5 separate regions of the Mus musculus genome follow, and all the other regions are linked to region 5. Evidence: chromatin loops called from intact Hi-C (ENCODE). Cell type or tissue: heart. All regions are shown on one strand.

Evidence for each region. Peaks named below come from ENCODE experiments on the same cell type or tissue, not always from the same donor. Only the 100,000 strongest peaks of a DNase experiment are listed, where the experiment ranks them.
Region 1: a loop joins it to region 5, with 2.5 times the contacts of the local background. A loop is called at or near these places in 2 of 42 quality-filtered maps.
Region 2: a loop joins it to region 5, with 2.9 times the contacts of the local background. A loop is called at or near these places in 15 of 42 quality-filtered maps.
Region 3: it touches region 5 in a loop (4-fold over the local background); 12 of 42 quality-filtered maps call a loop at or near these places.
Region 4: it touches region 5 in a loop (2.9-fold over the local background); 2 of 42 quality-filtered maps call a loop at or near these places.

Annotation. Positions count from the first base shown.
Region 1 is chr4:10,872,615-10,877,614 of GRCm38, forward strand. 2610301B20Rik (RIKEN cDNA 2610301B20 gene) reads left to right here and starts at 1,884. Exons shown (of 6, transcript NM_026005.3): 1 at 1,884-2,158. The coding sequence starts at 2,001. n-TSaga9 (a tRNA gene) reads left to right here and starts at 1,450; the gene lies at 1,450-1,531. In heart, no CTCF peak of the experiment used is centred here; DNase peaks (open chromatin) are centred at 1,447, 1,907 and 2,327; H3K4me3 peaks cover 2,622 bases; H3K27ac peaks cover 2,223 bases.
Region 2 is chr4:10,910,717-10,915,716 of GRCm38, forward strand. No RefSeq gene overlaps it. Among named protein-coding and RNA genes, the nearest start is that of 2610301B20Rik, 39 kb to the left of the region's middle. In heart, no CTCF peak of the experiment used is centred here; a DNase peak (open chromatin) is centred at 2,095.
Region 3 is chr4:11,155,820-11,160,819 of GRCm38, forward strand. Trp53inp1 (transformation related protein 53 inducible nuclear protein 1) reads left to right here and starts at 622. Exons shown (of 4, transcript NM_021897.4): 1 at 622-728. In heart, CTCF peaks have their summits at 2,479 (motif pointing left) and 3,839 (motif pointing right); a DNase peak (open chromatin) is centred at 532; H3K4me3 peaks cover 1,651 bases; H3K27ac peaks cover 1,215 bases.
Region 4 is chr4:11,251,375-11,256,374 of GRCm38, forward strand. Ints8 (integrator complex subunit 8) reads right to left here and starts at 2,885. Exons shown (of 27, transcript NM_001159595.1): 1 at 2,607-2,885; 2 at 1,402-1,576. The coding sequence starts at 2,736. In heart, a CTCF peak has its summit at 2,652; a DNase peak (open chromatin) is centred at 2,877; H3K4me3 peaks cover 2,443 bases; H3K27ac peaks cover 1,479 bases.
Region 5 is chr4:11,004,660-11,009,659 of GRCm38, forward strand. Plekhf2 (pleckstrin homology domain containing, family F (with FYVE domain) member 2) reads right to left here and starts at 2,960. Exons shown (of 2, transcript NM_175175.4): 1 at 2,734-2,960. In heart, no CTCF peak of the experiment used is centred here; a DNase peak (open chromatin) is centred at 3,062; H3K4me3 peaks cover 2,993 bases; H3K27ac peaks cover 2,357 bases.

The sequences.
Region 1 (5,000 bases), 130 kb before region 5:
TACATACTCACACACAGCCATACACATGCATATACATACACGCGCATTAAAACTAATACAAATGTATCTTTAGAAAGGCTTGTCTTCAATTAAAAAAAAAAAAAAGATTCCCAAGGTAAAATGGCAGATTAGACGTTTCCTTCATGTGACTGAGTAAGAAAAGAGAAAAAAGGGAGAGTAGAGCAATCAAGAAAGTGCGGTCAGGACAACCAACAAGCATGGAATAGAAATGCCATGGGCATGGAGTATATGAAAAACTGGCGACAGCTCCAACCAGCTCCCAGGCCCCTGGGAGCATGAAACGGGAAGCAATGACCACAGGTTGATTCTGAAAGCCTTGTGAAAAAAGACTGCTAGGTCTAACCTCAGAAGAAAAAAAAAAAAAAAACAAACTCACAGTTCTTACAAATTTTATGATGTAAACAGGCTCGACAGCAGCAAGGCCACGCAGAGAAACAGCTAGAGTTTGCCAGACATTACCTTTGTTTTACTATAACATTACATTTTAAGTAATGGTTGCACTCAACAATAGGCCGCCAAAAAAAAAAAAAAAAAAAAAAAAAAAAAAAAAAAAAAACCATCATCCTTCCAAAGGCTTCTGGTGAGCTGTTACCTACCATTTTTATATTGCGCACCGTTACATGTTGCTCCTCGGGAAATTTAAAACTATTTTGAACGAATTAAGTAAATGAAACTAACAAATCACCTGGCTCAGATGTCTGCCGAACTCAGAGTGCCGACTTCTTGGCTAATACAACTTTAGAAATGCAATGTGCTCGCTATGTTCATGAAGCGGTGCTGTGATCTAGGTCTGTGTTACAAACCGACTCCAGGGAGGCTGAGGTAGGAGAGACCTCAAGTTCTAAGGCTAGCCCAGGCTATATAGATATGACTGCCTGCTCAAACCATAAGAATTGAAAATACTGTGGGGGCTTGTTTTGTTTGTTTTGCTTTATTTTGTTTTGGGTTTTGCACCGTGGTTTATATTCTTTTTCAAAGTAGTGCTTCATATCCTGGTGAGACAGTCTTGCGATTCATAAATTGATAGGAATCACTATTTTATTGGTAATGAGAGAAAAACGGTCTAGGAGCTGCTTGTCAAAGGAAAACTAGAAGTGTGCGGGGAAGCTGGGAGGCTGGCCAGAGGTCCTGCAATTCCAGTCTCTCTACTGCAAATGCCTCTATCAATAAGAAAGTAGCCGGGGCCCCTCTCTCGCTTCTCTCCCTCCCTTTCTCCTCTCGACCGCACCCCCCCCCCCACCCCCCACTCTAGCTTTGAAGACTCAGCTCCAACACTTTTATGTCACAGAAAAGAGGGGCAGAATTCTTCAAAGCACAATGTTCGAATGTGCTTAAGCTTTTTCACTCCGATCCAAGCCAGCTTGAGTGCGGCATAAGTTTCCAATGCAGAGTCTACATAGAATCTTCCTGCCAAAATTAGCATCACCAGTAGTCGTGGCCGAGTGGTTAAGGCGATGGACTAGAAATCCATTGGGGTCTCCCCGCGCAGGTTCGAATCCTGCCGACTACGGAAGGGAATGTTTTTTGCCACCGAATGAATAATTTTGGATCTGCAGATTCCCCGATGAAACATACAGCCTGCCAAAGCGACCAGGGGTCGCCACGGGGTGGAAAGAGAGGCTGTTGGGGTGGAAAGAGAGACTGTTTGTGATCAGGCGCCGGAGCGGAGCGGGAGAGGTGAAGGGCAAAGCGGGCCCACAGGCTGCGTGGACGGCAAGGGAAGCGCTCCGGGCACGCAGGACCCACCGACAACATCCGCGGCGGCCGGCCTCAGCGGGTCCCCGGGCCTCGGGACCCCCTGCCACCGCGAGTGCGCGCCCGTCAGCGCCGCGGCAGCGCGCGCGCCCCCCGAGTCGCCCGGAGGTTTGCGCAGGCGCGGAAGGTTGTGGGGAACCCGCTCCCGGGCGCGTCGGTTTCTCGCGTTGCCGTGGAAACCACCGGCCAGCGAGGCTCGGGAGAGAAAGACGCGTCTGTTCAAGATGGCGAAGGACCTGGACGAACTTCTGGATGAAGTCGAGACCAAGTTCTGCAGACTCGACCCCTTGAGGCTGGACCTGGGTGAGCGGCCCAAAGGCGACGGCGGCGGCGGCTCGCACAGCGGCGACCGGAACGGAGCCCAGGAGAAAGAAACTCTCAGGTTAACGCAGGCGGGTGGACGGTTCTGCTACAGCCCTGCTCGGGGCGCCTAAGCCGGCCTCCGCCGCCGCGCGCCCCCGCGGCCTGGGCTACTGTCCTAGCCCTCGACGGCCCTCGGGTCACGGCTCAGACCCCGCCCCTGGGCGAGCCTGAGGGAGCTGAGACCCTACCTGACAGCCCTAACCTGACGTGGATCGGGGTGTCCCTCCCCTGAGACACGACAGGGCCACGCTGACCAGACCCACAGCGTTCTCATCGGCGAGGGGCCCTGACTGCAAATGTCGTGCCTCTCACGCCGTTACCAGGCAACCCTTAGGGAACCGGTAGGCCAGCTGTTAGAAGACCATTTTATTGTCTGATTTGTTTAAGCTCGAGGAGTTAGATGAGAGTATATTTAATTATTAAGAGTATCCATTGCAAATATCTGAATTAAATAAATTGCCCAGTTGCCTGCCATTCCCCGTGTCTCCAAAGTTAAGGGACCCAGCAAATGTCCTATTATATCCAGGTCGAAGTTTAAAGACACTTAAATCTTTGGGGATTTGAACAACAACAATAAAAAGCAGGCGTCGTTGCATTATCCTTTAAAGTGAGATCTTAGGCTCAGTAATAACTCCTGCTAGGACCTGCCGCTTGCCTAGACCATTGGGGGAAAGGCTGGTGTTTCTTCCATTAATGTATAAGGTATTACTTTGCAGTGTTTGCTTTGTGTTTGGCTTGGTTTTGTTCCTTTGTGGTTGGAGAGAATTTGTCAGGCCTTTTCATCTTGGAACCAACATAAAGAAGCTTAGACTGTCTCCACACTGAAAGGATGGCCATTTCTGTGGCTTCTCCCCAGCCATGTGATCTTTCCTGCCTGTGTCTGACTACCAGACTCCACCCACACCCTCCTCTCCCTGCCCCCACCTTAGCACATTTATAATGCCTAAAGTGAATCACAACTGTTATCACTTGTGTTAAACTTTTTATCAGGGACAATGATTAGAAGTTGTGCAAAAAACAACAGCAAATACCCTAAGCCAAGTTTTAAATACAGTTCCTTTCTGGTATGGAATGCCATCACTGAAGTTTTACACTAAGCCAAAGGAAATCATTTGTGAGTTTATGAACAGACCACCTGCTGGTTGCATGGCTTAACTTACCATCTCTAGATGATAGCTGTGATAATAATTGCTAATGTTTACTTCTCTCTGTGCTAAGTCCCCGATATGGGTTACCCCTATCGCCCAATGAGGTGAATGGTGTTCTCTCTTCATTCACCAAATCTAGGTGGCCTGATAGCGTTGGTCTAAGAATGAGTTTGAGGCTCAGCTGGGTAATTTAGTAAGACCAGGTTTCAACTAAATAATACTCATCATCATCTTCTTAGTAATTCATCTGTCTCAAGGCCAGCCTGGTCTACAGAGTAAGTTCCAGGATAGCCAAGGCTACACAGAGAAATCCTGTCTCAAAAAGTAAACCAAAAAAAAAATTCATCTGCTTCTTGAACTTCTTGAATTATATGAGAAAAGAGCCTAGACAGTCTGTCGTCAAAACCAAAGAAGAGTCTCATGGGAGCGTCTCTGTAGTTGGGGCCCAGTGGGACAGACACACCGTTAACCCCAGAGGCAGAGGCAGACTCAGCTCTGAGTGATAGGCCACCCAGGGTTGGAACTGAGAAACCTGAAAGTAATTATTTGAGGTAAGAATTCCCTGTAGTTGACAGATACAGAGATGAGTCCAGAGATAGAGCATTACGCCTGAAAGCAGTTTGAAAGATACTGTTTTAGTAGATAAAGTATTGATATTCAAAGAAACTAAAGCACTTGAATAAGATCAGTATTTCTAGACTAGTGATGATTTTGCAGTGACATGAGTTCTTATGGTTACCACAACTGGAAAAAAGTATACTTTAGGCATCTAGCAGGTAGATAGGAACCCTGTAAAATAGCCTAGACAGGCCAATAGTGCTTCCTCTCGACATACAGGACTTATGTGACCCCAAATGTCAGTAGCTGTAAGATTGAGGAAACCATGGGTGTTGCTGATACTAAAGCAATGGATATAGGCTACTCCAGTTGTGAGTAAGAAAGAGTGGCAGCTTCAAGGGACAGTTTTATAGAGTGATGGGAGTGGGGGTGATGGTTTGTTTAGAAGAGAGTCTTTAGCATAGTTCTAAAGCGAAGGGAAATACCAGTGTAGGCAGTGAAAGACATGAAGGATAAAAGTGAGAGAAGGGGCAGCCACAAAGGTAAAGCCTGGAGGTATTGGGTTAACCATTCGGTACGAGGGATACATCCTCATGTTAGGGCTTCAAAGTAAATACACTTCTAAAGAATTGGAACCAAAAAAATGGCCCAGTAAATTTCTAAAGTTGAGTAACAGTGTCCACAATGTAAAAACTTTAGGAACAGTTGTCCCATAACATGTAAGTATGTGAACTGCCCTTTATCTGTGTGCCCTTGTACAAGCTTTAGAGTCTCTCAGTGCCTATTCTTCATCTAAAGATAGAAGTAATGAAAGCCTTAGGACAGTGTCTGCCTGACACTAATTTTTTTTTTTTTTTTTTTTTTTTTTTTTTTTTTTTGAGTAGTGGCAGGAGACTGGGCAATGCTGGCTGGGCATTAGAACTCAGGACTTTGTCCATGCTAAACGGGCACTCTATTAGTAGAGTATATGAGCTATGTCCCCAGCTCAGTGTTCTTTTAAATAAATGGTCTAGGTGGCAGTAGGCCTGGTGGCTTTCCCTGAAGAACTTGGAGTAGTTGAAATATTGTGACATGTAGCAGTGGTTCTTGGCTTTGGGGAGGGATTTTTCTCTTTTGGGTCATTTGCTGACATGAGCAAATGATTTTTTTTAATTA
Region 2 (5,000 bases), 94 kb before region 5:
AAAGAAAAGAAAAGAAAAGAAAAGAAAAGAAAAGAAAAAAAGAAAAAGAAAAAAGAAATGGCTCAGTGGATAAAGGTGCTTGTTACACAAGCCTTAGGACCTAGGTTCAGATCTCTGAAGTGGACATAAAAAGTCAGAGGCAGCAACACAAATGTGTGACCCCAGCATTTCTACAGTAATATGGTTTTAGACTGGTTGACGGGAAAACATTCAGAAGTGCCAATACCCAGGCCCCAAGTCCAGCATCAGTGCTATTTAAAACGTCTCCCCTTTATTCTAGTGTATAACTGAATGTTTAGTTAGGGTTACTATTGCTGCGATGAAACTTCATGACCAAAAGCAACTTGGGGGGGGGGGGGGGAAGGGTTTGTTTCATTCACAGTTCTATAGAACGGTTCATCATCAAAAGCAGTGAGGGAAGGAACCTGGAGGCAGAAACTCATGCAGAGGCCATGGAAGGATGCTGCTTACTGACTTGCTCATCATGACTTGTTCAGCCTGCTTTCTTATAGAACCCAGGACCACCAGCCCAGGAATTGCACCACACAAAATGGTACCCAATTAATTACTAATTAAGAAAATGCCCTATAGCTGGATCTTAGACATTTTCCGAACTGAGGTTCCCTCCTTTAATGTAACTCCAGCTTGTTCAAGCCGACATAAAACTACCCAGCACACCATGTTTGCTTTCTGATCAATGTAAAAATGCACACATTTAAGATAACATTCTGTCATTAGTCTAGAGAGAACCTTTGTTGCTTATGACTTTACTGCTATGAAAGACACCTTGACTAAGAACAACATTTAACTGGGTTGACTTACAGGTTTAGAAGTTCAGTCCATTATCAAGCCAGGAGCTGTAACCTCCCCTCCCCAGCCTGAAACCTGTTTGCTCAGGTTTCAGTGTTAGAGAGCATGGGGCGGAGCTTGCCACCCTATCGTCCTGCCACTCCCACTGCCTCTGCCTGCCAACTAGCTGTTCCGGAGCTACCAGGTGTTCACCTGCAACCTTACTCCAAGATGATTTGGCGGGAATCGGGCCCCTTCCCCTCCTTCATAACTCGGTGAGCGAATTAGTAAAATTGAGCTTTGATCAGAATTTTTGTCTTAGCTTCATCTTTTTCTCGTCCGCCTAGCTCCCTCTTCTCTTCCAGATTCCAAGATGCCTTCCCAGAACAGAACCCAGATATGTGAGCTGCTGGTCGGACATAACAAGAAGCATGGCAGCATCTAGGCAGGCATGGTGCAGGAGTTGCTGAGAGTTCTACATCTTCATCTGAAGGCCACTGGGAGAAGACTGGCTCCCACGTGCTTAGGAAGAGGGTCTCACTGTTCATACCTACAGTGATGCACTTCCTCCAACAAGGTTACTCCAAGAAGGCCACACCTCTAATAGTGCCACTCCCTGAGCCAAGCATATTCAAACCAGCACACAAAATGTTTTGGCCCCACCAAGCTTCATCTGATAACAGGAGACCCAACATGACCCATCTGAAGGGAACACTCGAAGCACACGTGAATGTTTAAATGCTTATCATTCTGTACCAGGTGTATAGCAAGAGGGCCCAGGGGCAGGCACTAGTGATCAGACAGGTAGGGCTAAGTGAAACAGGTCATTTCCAAACGATTGATCGTAACTTGTCTTTTAGGTCCAGTGTCTTTGACCCCATCATAACCAGGCATTAGAATCCATAGGCATACTTGAAGCATTGCACTATTTTAAATCTGGAAGACAAATCTGGACAGATCTACTTGTGGCTCATCTCTGACTCTAATGTGACCAAAATGGAAACTGCCTTGCTACATACATGTCAACACATGAGCTAGAAATACACACTACTCCTAGATAGGAAAGGGAAGACATGTCTCTTAAAACTTCTATAGTCTAAAATTCTTACTGCAGCCAATGTGTGGTTGAGTCGCCAGGTTACGTTCCTAGCTGAGGGAGCTGGCAAAAGAGGGAGGCCCTGAAGGTACTTTACCTGGGGAAACATCTCACAGTGAAAAAAAACAGACACGGGGCGGCAGAGAACTAGACCTACTATTCTGGCCCTACAGAAGTAACCCAGTCAATTGAGAATCTGGCCTGTAGGGGGCAGACCTGCACCAAGAATCACACTGTTCTCAGGCTTTGGTCTCTTGGGGAAAAGTGCCTAGAGTTTTAAAACACCCATTATGTTTGTTTCTTTGTTTCTTTGTTTTTCATCAGATCCCACCTGCTGTTGTTCCCAGTGGCTGTTGTTATTCCTCTGGGCAAAATGCCCTGTTCTAATCCACACAACTGTTTGCAGGTACAAAGAGTAAGCATCACTTTAGCAAGTCTTGTCGAGGTCTTTGGTGATGCTTTCTGCCCAGATGTGCCTGTAGCCAGCGTGGAAATAAAATATGACAAGTTAGCTGACTCACCTGACCAGTCTGTTCCTGCAGCACTGCAGGGAACCTAGGGAGACTTGGGGACAGCAATAAGGTGACTCCTCCATTACAAGAAGTGATTGGAGTCCAAGATGCTGAGGTTGGCAGAGTTGTGCTGACAGGCCTTTGAGGCCAGGAGACCATCTCTTCGTGACCTTTGAACATGGGTGTTCAGCACATGCAATCCAAGGGTGCAATGGTATGGTTTTGTTTCTAAGGTTTTATAATTACTGCAGAAAATAAAAAATAAGAATGCAATGCATAGAAAATCAGAAATTACTCTACCGCCCCAAATGACACGCACTATTTACCTGGTGTCTATCCTGGATTTTACAGAAATGAGCACAAACACTGGGCAGGGGTCTTGCAGGGCTTGAAAGGCCTCTTCCTCCTGCCCATGAGCCACTGTTAATGCTCTTGCCCTACAGAAGGGCTGGATGCCAGGAACTAAGTCCCTTTCAGTACCTGTGCTTGTAGCCAGTTGCCATGGTATCAGACCCTGAACTCAAGGTCCTTGCTTTCTAAACCCTGACAATATCCTAGACCCAGGATCCCACATGTATCCTCCAGCGCCACAGATCAGCCACCTGACCCCAAGTGACCCCACACCTGCATCTTCACATGCTGCTAGTCTCAATTTGCCACCCTGTGACTAAGAACTGAGCTCCTTAGGTGGGGTCTCCCCTCCGCAGTGAGAATCTCTAAGGTGAAGGCCAGCAGCCTCTCCCCAGACAATCTGCAGGTCTCAAAGCCTCCAGCCAATGAGAGTGCCCGAAGAGGAAGGCACTGTGGGAGGGGAGGGGAGGGGAGGTAAGGTGGAGGCTGCACACCGGGCTAACCCATTGCTTTCTCCACAGATGTCTAAACTCAGGGTGGAACTGTGCGTGCCCTTGAGAGCTGGGTTGACTCCAGCTCTTGGTGCTTAAGCTCCATGTGTCCTAAGGCACCTACCACATGGCTGGTGCCATTCACACCTTTTCTGAATGGGGCGTCCCTTCATTTCACAGAGGAACCATGGAGAGAAGGTTAGTACTTAGAGAACACCAGAACTGGGAGTCACATTGTCCAGGTCGTCATTCCAGCCTCTCCATTTTACCGAAGAACCCACAGGCTCAGAAGGCTAACAGGACATGCTTCTAGACATAGTTGGTATATAACATTGTAAGATAACAGTCTTGGGAATCAAGGCCAGCCAGGACCAGAGTTTCTTTGCTGCCATACCCTTCTTTTAAGCCTGCCTAATTCTATTCCCTTTTGCTTATCAGGTGTGGCCTTCCTTACCCAAGACAGATCCCTCCAGATAGTCCCCTAGCCTCTGCATCCCTCTTTCTACCTCTCTTTCCCCAGTCAACGCAAGAAGTCCTGCCAGCCTTTCAGAAACATACACCCTATCTTAGGGTTTCCATTGCTGTGACAAAATGCCATGACCAAAAAGCAAGTTGGGGAGGAGTTTACTTGGCTTACACTTCCACATCACTGTTCATCACTGAAGAAAGTCAGGACAGGAACTCCAACAGGGCAGGACCCTGGAGGCAAAAGCTCATGCAGAGTCCATGGAGGGGTGCTGCTTACTGGCTTGCCCCCTTGCTTTCTTACAGAACCCAGGACTACCAGCCCCAGGGACTGTATCACTCACAATGGGCTGGGCCATCCCCCATCCATCACTAATTAAGAAAATGCCTTACAGACAGATCTTATTGAGACATTTTCTCTACTGGGAGTCCCTCCTTCCAGATAAGTCTAGTTTGAGTGCCAAGTTGATGGAAGACTAGCCAGCATACCCCCTAACCACCCGCCCCAAAGGGAAACAGCTGCCACACACCCTCCCGCAGCTGTGGAGAGCTGATAACAGCTCATGGTAGGTTTAGTGAGTGTGTGTATCTGTGCCTGTGTCTCTGCACATGCATTCATGAAGACATGTCACACATGCATGTTGAAATCAGATGACAACTGGCCCAAATATGTTCTTTTCCTCACCATGTGGGTTGTAGGGATCAAACTCAAGCCATCAGGCTTAGCAACAAGTCCCTTACCTTCTGAGATTTGCCAGTGCCTTATGTAATTTTTGAAAAGGTAACATATTGGCAGAGCTCAAAAGTTCCCAATTCCATGTTTGCCCCACCCCACCCTCAGCCCCTTCCTATCCCAACTTTTTAAAGGTAATTCTAGTTATTCTCTAAGCAAATGAAAGAGAGAGAAAGAGAAAGGGAGGGAGAGAGAGAGAGAGAACCATAAGGAAACTGGTTTTACTAAGAGAATTTTAGGTACTCCGAGAGTCTCATGAGTCACAAAGAGCTTTTTCTGTGATAGTTCTTTCTTGTAGCTAAAGCTCCTTACTCTAAAGAAAACTGGTTCCCACGGGACCCTATCATATGACTGTCACCCACTGTCTTAGTCAGAGTTTCTATTCCTGCACAAACATCATGACCAAGAAGCAAGTTGGGGAGGAAAGGGTTTATTCGGCTTACACTTCCATGCAGCTGTTCATCACTGAAAGAATTCAGGACTGGAACTCAAGCAGGTCAGAAAGCAGGAGCTGATGCAGAGGCCATGGAGGGATGTTCTTTACTGGCTTGCTTCCCCTGCCT
Region 3 (5,000 bases), 150 kb after region 5:
CTGGCCTCCTCTGCCCGACTTTTGTCTTTCTAGAGCAGACTCTTGGGGGGCAAGACCTGAGAGCTTCCTGTTCAAGTTCATAAGGCAGACTAGGCCCCGGCTTACTGTCTAAGGGGTGAGGAATGAGTGGGACACAGGCATCCCATGTATTTGGGGCCCTGACTTCTTTTAAAACAATGTCCAGCGGTGGGTTGCCTTCAGCATCGCGACTATTGGTTTCTCTCCACACTGACCAGAGGAGCAACTACTATCCCTAACCAGCCCCTCAGCAAAAGGGGGCTGAGTGCCTTGTACCCACACTCTGGGCTCCTCACTCAGCCGAAGCGGCTCCGGGGGTCGGGCTCTTCTCCTCTCGGTCCCGCCGGCTCCCACCACGGCCAGTCCCGGGCCGCTGTTCTTCCCCCTCCTCCCGCTCACCCGGAGTGTTCTCCGGCTCCCGCTTTGTTGCCCGGGCTTGTTTCTGCCCCGGGCGCGCCGCCGGCCCAGTGCCAGGTCACGTGCGTTAGTGACAACCTCTCGCAGGGCGGCCCCGGAGGCCCCCGCGCAGCCGATTGGTCGGCCTGCGGCTGGCGCGGCTCGGGGCGGGGCTGGGAAGCCGATCAGCTGTTCCCAGAGCTGCACAACAACAAAAGGACCCGGACGGGCCGGCGGCGGCCAGGGCAGCGACCGCAGCGCAGGAGCCCGGCCTGCCGCAGCTACCTCAGCACCCGCAGCTCTGCTCGGCTCACGTAAGTGCGGGCTACACAGGCGGGAGGGCGGCGGTTGGTTGCCCGCTCTCTGGCTTTCATGCCGGACTCTCTCCCTGCCGTGACGAGCACGGCGACACCGAGAACCTGCGGGTGACGGGAAACCTGCTCCGTTACCCGGAGACCCGCCCGACCCCTCCTGACCTCGCGCATCACCGAGCCTGCACCTGTGGGGAGAGCACTTCCCGTCGCTTCCGTCCTCATCAGTTTGGTCGCTGGCACTTGGGGTGTGCTAGAGACTGCTGTGGGTTCTAAATACTTCGTTTCAGTCGCGACCGCCCTGCGAGGCCCCAACATTGCTTATTTAAGCGGAGGAAACTTGGAGGCACAGAAAGTAATTTTAAGGCCACACAGCTAACTAAAAGGAAGCGGTGTTTACTATTTGCAGAGGGATTTCACGTGCAATTCCTTCATTTTGCTTCCACTTTCACGGTGTGTTTACTCCGTGTAAAAGTTCAGAGCAGATTAACGGGGAACCCCTTTCCACCTGTTAACTCCTTAAAGACTAAAGGAGTTCCTGGCTGAAAGAGCTCTTTCAGAATGCTGAGTAGTTTTGAGCTTGGGTCTTCGGACCGACATCATTACAAATGCCCCAAGATCTTTCTCCCCCCCCCCCCCCTTTGGTTTTATTCGAGACAGGGTTTCTCTGTATAGCCCTGGTTGTCCTGGAACTCACTTTGTACACCAGGCTGGCCTCGAACTCAGAAATCTGCCTGCTTCTGCCTCCCAAGTGCTGGGATTAAAGGCGTGCACCACCACGCCCGGCTATGCCCCCAAGATCTTAAAAATCACATCTTTGGTGGTGATTGTAAGGTGTGAAAACACTAGGCAGCTTGTACAAGCCTCAGCCACTATAATTTTCAAAGTCCTTGCTGGAAACCATGGCCTACTAATTTTTGTGACCAGTGTCTCTTTTGTTTTTCATCTTGTCTTTTACTCCTTTCTGCTCCCTAGTGTATTTCTCATGGAAACGACTGCTTTCAAAAGTTAAGGTTAACAAAGCAGTGAATTACCAACCTAACCGCTCTCTGTTCACTGTTTTCAGACTTCTGAACAGGATGTGGTAAGTCCTTGTAAATTAGCTAAATAGACAGAGGTGTAAGGAGCACAGGCAACTCTTTTGGCTTGGTATTTTTGTAGTTCAAAATTGATTTTTAAATTACTTGAATCAAAGGTGGCCCATGCCACCAAGTACTAAACAGGTGGCAGTGGGAGAATCAGTTCAAGGCCATCCCTTGTTTCTGACTAAAAGAACAAACCTTTTTATTAGCATCTTTGTTTTTTTGAACTGCTAGGTTCTCTTCTTCCACCATGTATATTCTGGGGATCACACTCAAGCCATCAGGCTTGCCACCATACACGTTGCCATGTTGAGTTATCTTTCTGGCCCATAAGAAATCATTTTTGTTTGTTTGTTTTGTTTTAATTTATTTATTATTATATCCAAGTACACTGTAGCTGTCTTCAGATGCACCAGAAGTGGGCATCAGATCTCATTATGGATGGTTGTGAGCCACCATGTGGTTGCTGGGATTTGAACTCAGGACTTTCAGAAGAGCAGTCGGCACTCTTAACCACTGAGCCAGCTTTCCAGCCCCACAAGTAATCGTTTTAAGGTTGCTTTTCATCAGTATGTTTAGCCAGCTGGTATTTCAAAACTGCATTCATCAAAGTTGTGGGTGCTTTTGTTGTTGTTTTTAATTTTAAAAGATGTTTTTGGAGCCTCCTGCTGGCAGCCAAAGCCACTGAAAAGTGCTAGTCTCTGAAGTTTTTAGAATCAGGCTGGAAGGAGCCTGAGGTCATGTGCAGGGAAAAGCAAGGAAGGCACCAGGTTGAAAGGATTCCTGCCCTACTGCTGCCTCAAGACACCAGCTCACTTGCTGTTGGGCAAGTTATTTTCACTTCATTCTGGAGCTCAGTTTCCTCATCACAGGTCAGAGAAATAAATCTCTCAACTGCCTATCACAAACCATAAGCATTCTGAGATATATGTATATGTACATATATATGTATATATATATATATATGTACACACACACACACACACACACACACACACACACACATATATATCCTTCAAAGAAAAAAATATATAACTAATTCCCACATGTGGTAGAAGGACCAAGTTTCCAAAATCAACAGTTAAGTCCACACCATCTTTCCCTGGGTATGTATCTCAAAACTGAGAAAAGTGCCTGCTGGGTGGTGGTGGCCCATGCTTTTAATCCCAGCACTAAAAAGGCAGGCAGATCTCTCAGGAGTTTGTGGCCAGTCTGATCTACAGAGTGACTTCCAGGACAGCTAAAGCTACACAGAGAAACTGTCTCAAAACAAAAACAAAAACCAAACCAAGAAAGGCATACCAGCAAGATCTTACAAAGTAATCACTCCACTGTAAGTTCTCAAAGGAGAATGTTTTACCCACAAGTAAACTCAGCTACTTTCTCTGTCCACAAAATATTTTACTCATATGTGATAAACAAGATAAAATGTTAAATTTTAGGTATGACTTTTAAAAAATTATGCCTATAAGAAAACCAAAAAACAAAGAACAAAGGAAAATGGGCCAGATGCTAACAATGATTAGACAGAGTGGTAGAACAGAATCAATTCATCTTCATGTTCTCAACTTATTATGACTTACTTTTGTTCATCTTGGAGATTAAAAAGAAGATAGCATGTATTTTTGTAATGCAGGATAGATATTTTATATTTTTGGTTGTGAGCCTAGCCTTTAACGGCTGAGCCATCTCTCCAGCCCAATAGAGATATTTTAAAGCAAGCAAACAGTAATGGGTAACACTTCTTGGGTAGATGATCAATGACCATATGGGCAAACTCTGAAGCCTTGCTGCTCCTCTTGGTTTCTACAAAGAACCTGCTCCCCTCTTGGAGCTACCATCTCTGGGGAGGTGCCAAAAGGAATAGTGGCTATTAGAAGGGTCATTTTCTGGGTCATCTGTGGAAGGACAGGGTATTCAAGTTTAGGATGAGTTTTAAAAGATGTTTAATTTTTATCTCCCCCCCCCCACACACATGTACAGAGAGACTAGATAGATGAGAGAACATGCATGTAGGTACTTGCAGAGGCCAGAAGAGGGCATGAGATCCTTTGGAGCTGGAGTTAGAGGCAGTTGTGAACCACCCGTGGGGATGGGCATCAAACTCTAGACCTTTTGCAGGAAAGCAAACACTCTTAACTGCTTAACTATCTCTTCAGCCCCTAGGATTTTTTTTTTAAAAACACAACAGCACTATCTTATGTGGATGCTTAAATTTTCAGTACTTATGTTAACTACCAAAAACATCATTACAATGACATGTAATTGATATAAAATTATTAATGAGATATTTAATGTTTTTCAGTACCAAATCTTTCCAATACATTCCAGTATATACCTTATATGAGTGGCATAATCAGATGCAAAGTTCTCACAGGAAATACTTAAAGCATATTTAGGTTTTTTTTTTAAAAAGATTTATTTATTTATTTATTTATTTATTTATTTATTATATGTAAGTACACTGTAGCTGTCCTCAGACACTCCAGAAGAGGGAGTCAGATCTCGTTATGGATGGTTGCGAGCCAACATGTGGTTGCTGGGATTTGAACTCCTGACCTTCGGAAGAACAGTTGGGTGCTCTTACCCACTGAGCCATCTCACCAGCCCACATATTTAGGTTTTTTGTTTTAAGAATAGTTTATTGAGGCTGGGTGGTGGTGGTGCATGCCGTTAATCCCAGCACTTGGGAGGCAGAGGCAGGTGGATTTCTGAGTTCGAGGCCAGCCTGGTCTACAAAGTGAGTTCCAGGACAGCCAGGACTATACAGAGAAACCCTGTTTTGAAAAACAAAACAAACAAACAAAAACAAAAAAAATAGTTTATTGAGTATACAAGGGAGCAGTTGGCTGGGTAAAAGCTAGAATACTCCCTGCCTGGCTTTGTGTTTGGTTGATAAAGTTTACAGCTGAAAAAGATGTAGTTGAAAGTTTGACTCAAATATCAGTTTACTTAAGTTGGGTTAAAATTGAAAATTAAGGGATGGGAATATGGTATATATACCTTTAATCTTGGAGTGGGCAGGCAGAGACAGGTTGCTTTCCTGTGAGTTTGTAGTCAGGCTGGTCTCCATCAAAAGTTCTGGGGTAGGCACATAATAAGACCTAGTTTTTATTTAAAAACAAAGCAACCTAAATTGAGGGACTGGCAAGACAGTTCAGTGTGCACAGGTATGTGCTAGTGTACACATACA
Region 4 (5,000 bases), 250 kb after region 5:
TGTCAGCAACTTGGGAAGTTAAGGCAAGATAATCACGAAGTCAAGGTCCCCTTCAGTTACACAGCCAGATCATGGTCAACTAGAGCTACAAAAGATCCTATGTCAGGAAAGAAAGAAAGAAGAAAGAAAGAAAGAAAGAAAGAGAGAGAGAGAGAGAGAGAGAGAGAGAGAGAGGAAGGAAGGAAGGAAGGAAGGAAGGAAGGAAGAAAGGAGAAGAAAGAGAAAGAGAGAGAAAGAGAAAGAGAGAGAGAAAGAAAGAAAGAGAGAGAGAGAAAGAGAAAGAGAGAGAGAAAGAAAGAGAGAGAGAGAGAAAGAAAGAGAAAGAGAGAGAGAAAGAAAGAGAGAGAGAAAGAAAGAGAGAGGGGGGGGTGGGTAGGCACTGGACAGATGCTCAAGTGGTTAGAGCATGTGTTACTCTTTCAGAGGCTGTGGGTTGGATTACCACCACACACATCCATCTGTAACTCCAGTTCAGGGGATGTGATGCCCTCTTCTGATCTCTGAAGGCACTCACATGATACATGTACATACATGTAGGCCAAACATTCATACCTATAAAATAAACCAAAAAAAAAAAAGTTCAAATAAAAAACAGAATTTCTAAACAAAACAAAAATAATAAAAATAGAAGGAAGCGTTGACACTCTTGGTGGCACTGCGTCCCTAGCACTTCTGAGGCTTAGGCTCAGTCTGACACTAAAAAACCAGAACACTGGGCAAACCAGGACAAAAAAATACACAAAAATGTTATGTCTGTCTTTATACGTTCTTCAGGTACTCCTTTTATTTTTTAAATTGAAAGAAAGGATTAAAATAAGTAAATTTCTAAGCATCCCTTTGGAACTATTTGCGTTTAAGTCAGTCAATGCTGACTTGAGTAGCGATGGTAACAGTTTGGGGAGGCGTCAATGATCCCTGGCCAAAAAGTAACAAATCCAAGAGTAAATCAACTGCTAACCAAAACATTTACAGCACTCAGTCTGGACTTTCTCATGTTACCACGCCTGAAGCAATAATTAACTCAGCTACTAGTGGTAAAAAACAGAGACCCTGGCTGTAATTTCTAGTACCACAAGAAGACAGTTTTCTCTTTACCTTAAAGGGTGGTTTATCTACTGCAGCTTTCCTACAGAGTTGGATGGTTTGAGTTACCCTGCTGTCCTGTCTGGTCTCTTAACTTGGGGGCTCTAGTAAGCCTGCTGCCTCAGCCTCAGGCTATTGGGACTACACACATGTCTAGGTTTACTTTCTTAATACCTTCTTTACATGCTTGAATGTTTTGCCATGAACATGCAGAAAAGTAATTTATTTTAAGCCACTATCAGAAAAACATTAGAATCCAGACAGAAACAAAGACATTCAAACACTGCTTCAAATGTAATGCCATTTACAGCTTTATACCTTTTCTCCAGTATGTCTAAATCCCACTTCAAATGTGCAGCAACTTTAAGAGCAAGAAGCTTTAGGACGCGATTTCTCTTGTTATCAGGTGGAGGCTGGACTTGGTTTTGCTCATTAACTGAAGGTTTGGAAGCCTGCTCCAAAAACTGAACTATAAGCTGAACTGGTGCAGGATCTAGGATTTAAAAGAAATTAAATTCTTAAAGTTTTCGTTATAAAAACGCAAAAGGATTCGCGTATACTAAAGACTATGGTACTTGGGGGGCACGAAACATCTGGAGGTGTGGTCAGAGACAGCTGCAGATCGGCGTTTGCCAGCTTAATTAATAAGCAAGAGGGTCTGGGGACGATTCAAAACTGATTCATAACAAAGCATTTCACAGAGAAGAACTAAGCATTACAGGTTCCCAGTTCAAGATAAGACCAATGCCAATTGGAGGAAAGAAGTAGTGTTTTGACAGGGGTCTTTTATTGAACTGTCTCTAGCTTTGTTTCCCACCAGTAAAGTAGCGGCTAATGCCACTTTCTTCACTATAATGAAGGCTTCGCTAAGGACCGCAACCTATTTAAAGAGCTAAGCACGGAGGCTTGGCACCCTAGCCCCTAACAATGTGTCAATAGGAAAGCTCTAAAAGCACTGAGATACACTTGGTAAAACTGCCCCACCAATGATGCCAACTTTTCACAAAGTAGTCTCCTACAAGGCCAAATTCGGATGAGAACTGAGCAAACTAAAGGTAAAGACCTTACATTGTACCTTTACCAAAATGCCCGAAAGAGGAAAAGGGCCATGTTCCTTGCCCAACACGGGTATCCCTATACAACAGCCGAAGCAGCTGTTTTCGGGGGATTTATATTAATTCGGGGTTCAACAGTGAAATACACAATCCCCTGGCTGAATGAACCGAAGGCTACGGCCGGCTCTAGGCTCCGCAGAGCCGCTCTCCCCTCACGAAGTCACCCCCAGGGCCGTGCGACATCGGCGACCCGACCCCCGCACGGCGAGTGCGGGCGCCCTTCGCTGTGAGGACCGCGGCAGACCGAAAGCCTTTGTCTGAAACTTTCCGCAGACGCTCCGCGGCGACGTTCCCGGCTGAGGCACCGTCGAGCTGGGCCCAGCGGCGCCGGCCAGGCCTCAGGCAGCGGGGGACAGAAGGCAGCGGGCCGCAGACCACGCCCGCCCGCCCGCTCGCTCGCTCGCTCACCCGGACAGGCTTTGCGCAGATGCTTCTCCAACAGCGACTCCTCCAGCAGGAACTCGAACCAGCAAGTCTGCGGCGGGGTGCAGGGCCGGCTGGAGGTGGCCGCCTCCCGGTCCGCCGCCTCCGCGCTCATCCTGCCCCCGCCGCCGCTGCTCCCGCCGCCTCCGGGCTCCAACCTGACCCTCGCCCAGTCCCTTTATCCAGCGAAACCGCCCGGAACCTCTAGTCAGCTCGCACAGCCCAAGATGGCGTAGTAGTCGGCCAGAGTCCGGCCCCGGATCCGCAGCTAGCCACGCTCTCGACCAATCCCAGTTAGACTTCGGAGGAAAGGGGCGGGAACAGCAGACTGCTCCGCCCCTTAGCTGCCATGGAGTCTCCTGGCCCTTCAGAAGCTAGATTCTGGCGGGGCTCTCCAGATTCTCTGGACATTCCCAGAGAAAATGAAGCGAGTTCGATGTCTTCGTAAGAAAACCAAAGAGACCAAATCTAGTTGCTTTGTCTTGGGTGCTTTACCTTTTTGAGACTCCTTCCAGCCTAACTCCTCTCCCCGTTTCCCAAGGCTTATTACATAATTAAGATCCAACTTTCCTGGGGTTGGGGATTTAGCTCAGTGGTAAAGTGCTTGCCTAGCAAGCCCAAGGCCCTGGGTTCGGTCCTCAGCTCCGGAAAAAAGAAAAAAAAAAAAAAAAAACAAACTTTTCTGCGACTTCCCAAGACTAACTCTCGGAATAAGAAGCTAGTTAATTTTCCTCAGATCTCCAGTCTAGGCACAGTAAACCCTATTTTACGCGTTCCACCATTCTGAAAGGTCCTTAAGTATCATTATCAATAAAACTAAAAAGCATGGTGTAGTGGGGCATTCCTGTAAAACCCAGCACTTGGAGAGCAAAAGCCAAAGCCAGATTGGTCCTTCTAGAGAGTTCCTGTGATCAGCTGACTGGCCAGCTGATCCGGACAAAATACATCCAGAAGAAAGTTTGAAGAAAACTCCCAGACATCCTATACACACCTCATAGAAAATTTCAGATATGTGTTACTAAAGATGATTGTTTTCATAAAGGGACCCTGAGAAACAAAGAAAAAAATTCAGATTTAGTCAGTTTCTTTTAGATGCTTCTCCTGTTTTGTTTTGCTTTGTTTGAAACAGGGTTTCACTCTGTAGCCCAGAATGACCTGGAACTATGTAGCCCAGGCTAAACTTGAACTTGCATCCATTTTATTGAATCAACCACCCAAGTGCTGGATTATAGATTAAGCTCTTTGTGGGCTTTTTTGGGTGGTTATCTGTTGTTTTGTTTTCAGATTTCTTTTTTTTTTTTAAAGATTTATTTATTTATTATATGTAAGTACACCGTAGCTGTCTTCAGACACTTCAGAAGAGGGAGTCAGATCTTGTTACAGATGGTTGTAAGCCACCATGTGGTTGCTGGGATTTGAACTCTGGACCTTCAGAAGAGCAGTCGGGTGCTCTTACCCACTGAGCCATCTCACCAGCCCCTTTAGATTTCTTTTTAAAAGAATAAAATAAAACCATGTATAGAATATGTAAAACTATTCTATAAATATTCTGATGGATCTTATATCCTTTAGGACTAGCTGGGATAAACTGGGCAGTGGTGGCGCATGCCTTTAATCCCAGCACTTGGGAGGCAGAGGCAGGCAGATTTCTGAGTTTGAAGCCAGCCTGGTCTACAGAGTGAGGTCCAGGAAAGCCAGGACTATACAGAGAAACCCTATCTCGAAAACAAAACAAAACAGGAATAGCTGGGATAGCAAGCCTTTGATTGATCGAATCGAGGCTTTTATAAACCAGCAATAAATTTAAAGCTATTATAAAGTCATGTTAATGCTTTCAACTTCTTTGTATCACTTTGTAAAAAAGTATCTAGCTGAATGGAGAACTCAGCAATCTGAAGAAATGAAGTCAGTCAGTGTTCACTGATTGCCGTGTTAAGTTGGGGCTGAGTTTCTGAATTATTTTGTCTTTAAATGGCAACTCCCACCCTGGTCCTTTAAACTTTAAAGCATTCTACAGTGGCAGACAAGATTGGCAAAGAAAATGGCTGGACAGATACCTCCAAGTTAACGTTTTCAAGTTGCATAGAGGGAAGAATATAGTCCTCTGGCCAGCGGGAAGTCTGCCACTGCCAACTGAGCCTCGGGAGGAAAACTCATTAGAACCTCTCTCACTTCCAAGTAATAAGCTTGTGTGTGTGTCAAGATTTAAAGCACAAATTCTTTGGTGTATAGATCAGACACCAACTCATGGTGAGCTTTTAGGACTGGATCTCAGAATTTTCCTCAGTAGCCAAATATTGTCTCATTAATACATCACGGGACGATCACTGGAAGGTCCTCTTTGCCATTCCTTTCCCCGTGCTGTTAAGTCAGAGTTGT
Region 5 (5,000 bases):
AAGACAAGTATGCCAAAACCACGACAAAAACTGTTTAATTAAATGACCTATAGACAAACAAAACCTTTTCAATGGCAAAAATTCAATCCCATTTTAAACTGATTTTTTTCATCCTTTTGTCCATCCACAGCTTCTCTCCATCACAACTATCCATCAGTCTATTATCTGCTTGGAAATAGTTAATTGTGTCTAAAAAGAAAACACACACACAAATTCAAGCCCTTCATCCGCCAACTGAATGGAGTTTGTAGTGCGTAGGGCAGACGACGGAGAAGCTTAGCTATCCCACGGATAAATGACAATTTAGTAAGTTTATGAAGACTATTTACAGGGAACCATCTAAGCCTCCCCTGAGCATCTGCTCCATTCTGGCTTGCGGAAGATGGACAAGCAAATGGGACCTCACATGAGGCCTGCCGTCAAGGGCGTGCCATTACAGACCTAGGTGGTAGGTCTAGGACGCCTAGGGTTGAATCCAATGGAGAAAGAGGAAGCTGGTCTGCACAGTGGGTGGGAAAGCATCAAAGAGGGCAGGTTTGAGGGTAGATTTGGTTTTGGTTGGTTTTGAGACAGTCTCACTATGAATCCCAGATCAACCCCTCAGCAATTTGGCCTCAGGGTGCTGGGATTACAGCCGTGCTCCACTACACCCCCAGCTTCCACAAAAAGTTTTTAAGAAGAAAACAGTCAGTATCATACCCTTGCATTATCAGCTCTTTAGCAGACAGTTCTACTGAAGCCTGAATTAGGATAAGTGAAGAAACGAGATGGGCAAGAGAATGCCCACACAGGGATGAGTTATGCCATGCTCTAGAAACGATCAGATGGCTGCAGACTGACTACTAAGATTTGTGATATCAGGCTAGTAACTTCTTTCTGATAAATAATTTTTGGTCCAAAAAATAAATATATATCAAATGGAAGTGACCTGACAAGGGAGCAAAAATTAAAGAAAAATTTAAAGAAAGTTGGCATACCTAAGAAAGTACTTTTACCTACTAAACACTAAAAAGAGGGGCAGGGATGGCTCTGTGGGGTAAGGCTCTGAGGCCAGGCCTGACAGCCTCAGCTCTATCCTGGGGCAGAAGGTGGATGGAGAAGCAACTTCCAAAGTTATCCCTTTGACCTCCACAGTTGTGCCATGTGCCCACACAAATGTACACACACACACACACACACACACACACACACACGATATAATTAAAAATAGAGGGGTCAGAAAAGTGGCTCAGAAAGTAATGATAGCAGCTGGCCCCCAAGCCTGACAACCTAAATTCCATCCCCATAATCACATGGTGAAGAGAAGAAACTCAGGAAATTTGTCTTCTGACCTCTCTGCGTGAGGTCTGGGGCTGCGTGCCTCCTCCTTCCCCACATAGTAGAATGATTTTAAAAAACTAAAGAGTAAAAAAGGAAAACCACCACGGCTGTTTACGGCTTCTGCATTGTTAAGAGTCTTTTCAGCCCATTTAACATAATTTTAAAGCCGCCTTTATTTTTTTAAGGGTATTTATTTACTAGGCTACTTCATGCTGTACACCAGTTTCATTTGGGGGCAGGGGCGATTATAAAGAGCTTTCCAAATAAGCAACTTAATACCATTCACCTCCCAATGCTCTCATGACCCATAGTGATTAAAAATAGCCTGGGTTAATTCTGATTTAACCTGGGTCCTCCCACCCCTTAAGCTATAAAGGTACAAAGATAGGGGCTCAAAACTCATGCACCTTTAAGGAACGAAAAGGAAAAAGAATAAAAAAAAAACTGAATCGTCAAAATCACCCTAATCTGTTTGTTGTGGTCCTGGGGTTGTTTGTTTCAGACTCAAGCTGTAGCCAAGGCTGGCCTTGAACTCGCGGCAATGCTTCTGCCCTAGCCCGCGGGAGTGCTCAGAAAACCGGCATGAGCCAACACACTGGGTTATTTCACTTAGTCTTAAGACAACACATGCCTTAACGTTTCAACTGAACGTTCAACTCTAAATGGTTCTTTAACGAGTCTCTTAGGCAACATATTAAAACATAACAAAGAAGGCATTTACCAGTTTAATGTACTTGGGAGTCTGAATTACTGCTTAGGTGTATGTAACCTGAATACTAGTCATTTCCACTGCACACTCACACAACTTACTGCTTTAATATTCGAGGACTATACAAGGCTACTCGAGCAACTTGGGGAACCAGCTCTTGGCCTTTAATAACATTAAAAAAAAAAAAAAACTAGGCAAAAGATCATAAAACTTAAAAAAAAAAAACCCTTCAAGTAGCGTGTAAGCTACCGCTCCTATCTGAGCCAATTGTACGGTGCCATTTTCATATAAAGTCATAAAATAAACTGCTGGAGTCAGAGCGTGCCCCTGACGCCCAGACCCTGCAAAGTTTTCAGACCGCACGATCTGGGGACCCGAGTCCTGCTGCCCCACAACTTCGGGGGCGACGCGAGGTCCAGTCCCCAGCCGCCGTCTATGGTCCCGGCCCTGGCCCTCCGGGCGGCGTCCCGCGGACGGGCGCGGCGGGACCCAGGCGGTTCCAGCCCGAGCGCCGGCCCGGAGGGGAGCCGCCCGAGCGCCCCGTTTCCCACAGACCCCAACATGGCGTCGGCCGCCGCCGCCCGCGCCAACCCCTCCCCGCGCCACGGCTGGCCCGGGCCCGCGGGGATAGGCGCCCGCAAAGTTTCGCTTCTCCCTCCCCAGCCCGCCGCCGCCCGGTGCGTCCCGACCCCCATGGCACCTACCCGACCCCGCGCGGGCGGCGGCGCCGAGGGTGCGAGTCCTCCTAGTCGCCGACTCCGGGCGCGGACTCCGCCTGCTCCCCGACCCCAGCCTCGCAGGGTTGCGTGGGGCCCCGCGAGGCCGGCGCGATCCGGACGCGGCGGGCGCAGCCGCTCGCAGGTGACTTCACCGCCCCTCCAGTCGAACCCGACAACGGCCGCTCCGGCTGGCTTCCCTCCTGCGCGCGCACCGGCGCGCCCCCGCCCAAGCGCCAAACACGGGCACGAGCACACCCGCCCTGCCCTTTCTTCCCGGCTCCCTCGCCCCGCCCATCGCCTTGCCCCGCCCCTCCATCCCCACGCGACCGCACGGGGGGCGGGCTCTTCAGCGGAGGCCACACCCACTCGGGGGCCTCCCCCGGCGGGGTTGGGGAACGCGCGCCTCTGCAGAGGTGACGCGCGTCTGAGCCAGCTGAGGCTGGACTGGGTCGCCTGACCTGACTTTCCTGACTCGGGCTAGCCTTCGGAAAGGGCTCTTAAGCAGTCCGCGAAGTTCTCTGGAAGAATGGGCGGAAGCTGCCTCCACGCCTCCCGCCCTAAGGAACAGGAAAGGCTTTGCTTCTCGCCACCCAACCGCGTCTGCCAACCCCGCCCGGCTCGGCCATTCAGCCGAACACCTGCTGTCGCTTTCTCCCAAGCCAGGGGTCTGCGCTTACCGCACCCATGACCCGCAGGCTCCTGTGTAACCTTATGCCGAAGAACTCCGCTCTTTTCAAAACTTCCCCTCGGCCAACTGCTTCGCGTACCTAGAACTCGGTGCTACCATGACGCTGGGTTAGAAGAGCGTTTACTAGGCGCTGCGGAGAGATAGCAGAGGCATCTAGGCTGGCTGGCTGGGAAAAGCACACCGTTTAAACAGGAAAGGGGTAGAAATTGGGTTATTATTAAAGTTTTATTCAGGAATTTTCTTTTTAGCCTCCTGTTGAGCAGTTCTCAACCTGCGGATCACAGGAGTCGCCTAAGACCATCGGAGAACATATTTTGCATTATGATTCATAACAGCAAAATTACAGTTATGAAGTAGTAACAAATAATTATATGGTGGAGACCACCGCAATAGGAGGAGCTATATTAAAGCATTAAGAAGATTGAGAGCTGCCGGGCGGTGTTGGACACGCCTTTAATCCCAGCACTTGGGAGGCAGAGGCAGGCGGAATCCTGAGTTCAAGGCCAGCCTGGTCTACAGAGAAACTCTGTCTCGAAAAACAAGAAGAAGAAGAGGAAGAGGAAGAAGAATGTCTGTGAAACAAATACAGTTGTTTTAAATTAGTATCCAGAACAAAACTGGCAAAGGAGATCAGTTGTCGTAATAGGGATAGTTACAGGATTTCAATCGTATACACACACAATCTTTATGTGTGCTAGACTAAGCACACTCTAAAATCTTTTTAAATTTTAAGATTAGGAACTGCTGTGTTTCTAGTGTCATCAATAAAAATGTTGCTCTTCGAATGCCTTTAATCCCAGCACTCGGGAGGCAGAGGCAGGCAGATTTCTGAGTTTGAGGCCAGCCTGGTCTACAGAGAGTTCCAGGACACCCAGGGCTATACAGAGAAATCCTGTCTCAAAAAAAAAAAAACAAAAAAAACAAAAAAAAAAAAAAACAAAAAAAAGTTGCCCTCCCTACAACACACTTGTTTAACTTAAAGTACAAAGATGCAAGCCAGACTGTCTACACTCAAAATCTTGGCTTTGCCACAAACTATGATACCTGCGTCCTTGGACATACTTAGTTACCCTTAGTTCCTTCGTGTGTAAAACTAGAATAATAAGAGTACTTCAAAGAGTCATTAGATGAATCAATATTTGTAACATGCCAAGCACAAGCTAAGAATAATGAATGATGAAAATTATTAAACATACATGTACAATGTGTACACACATATGTCTATTACAGTTTACCTTGTTATTAAATATTAAATAAGACATGCCAAATAATGATATAAATCTATGGAGTAATAAGTTTTCTACCTGCAGTCTGTGTATTCTCTTCCCTTCCTGGGATGTGTGCGCCCCAGTTTGGAAGCCATTTATTTAGACTCATACTGGCAAAACCACTAAGCAGGTGTATTGATTAAAATTTAAATTTAAGATCTGGTTCCTTACTGACACTGATCACGTGACTATAAAGACACTGGCACTATAAAACATCCCACCATCATAGAAAGTTCTGTAACATAGCAACCCATACAAAATGAGAAACCAAAGTCACTTAAAGACAGTTGGGCAGT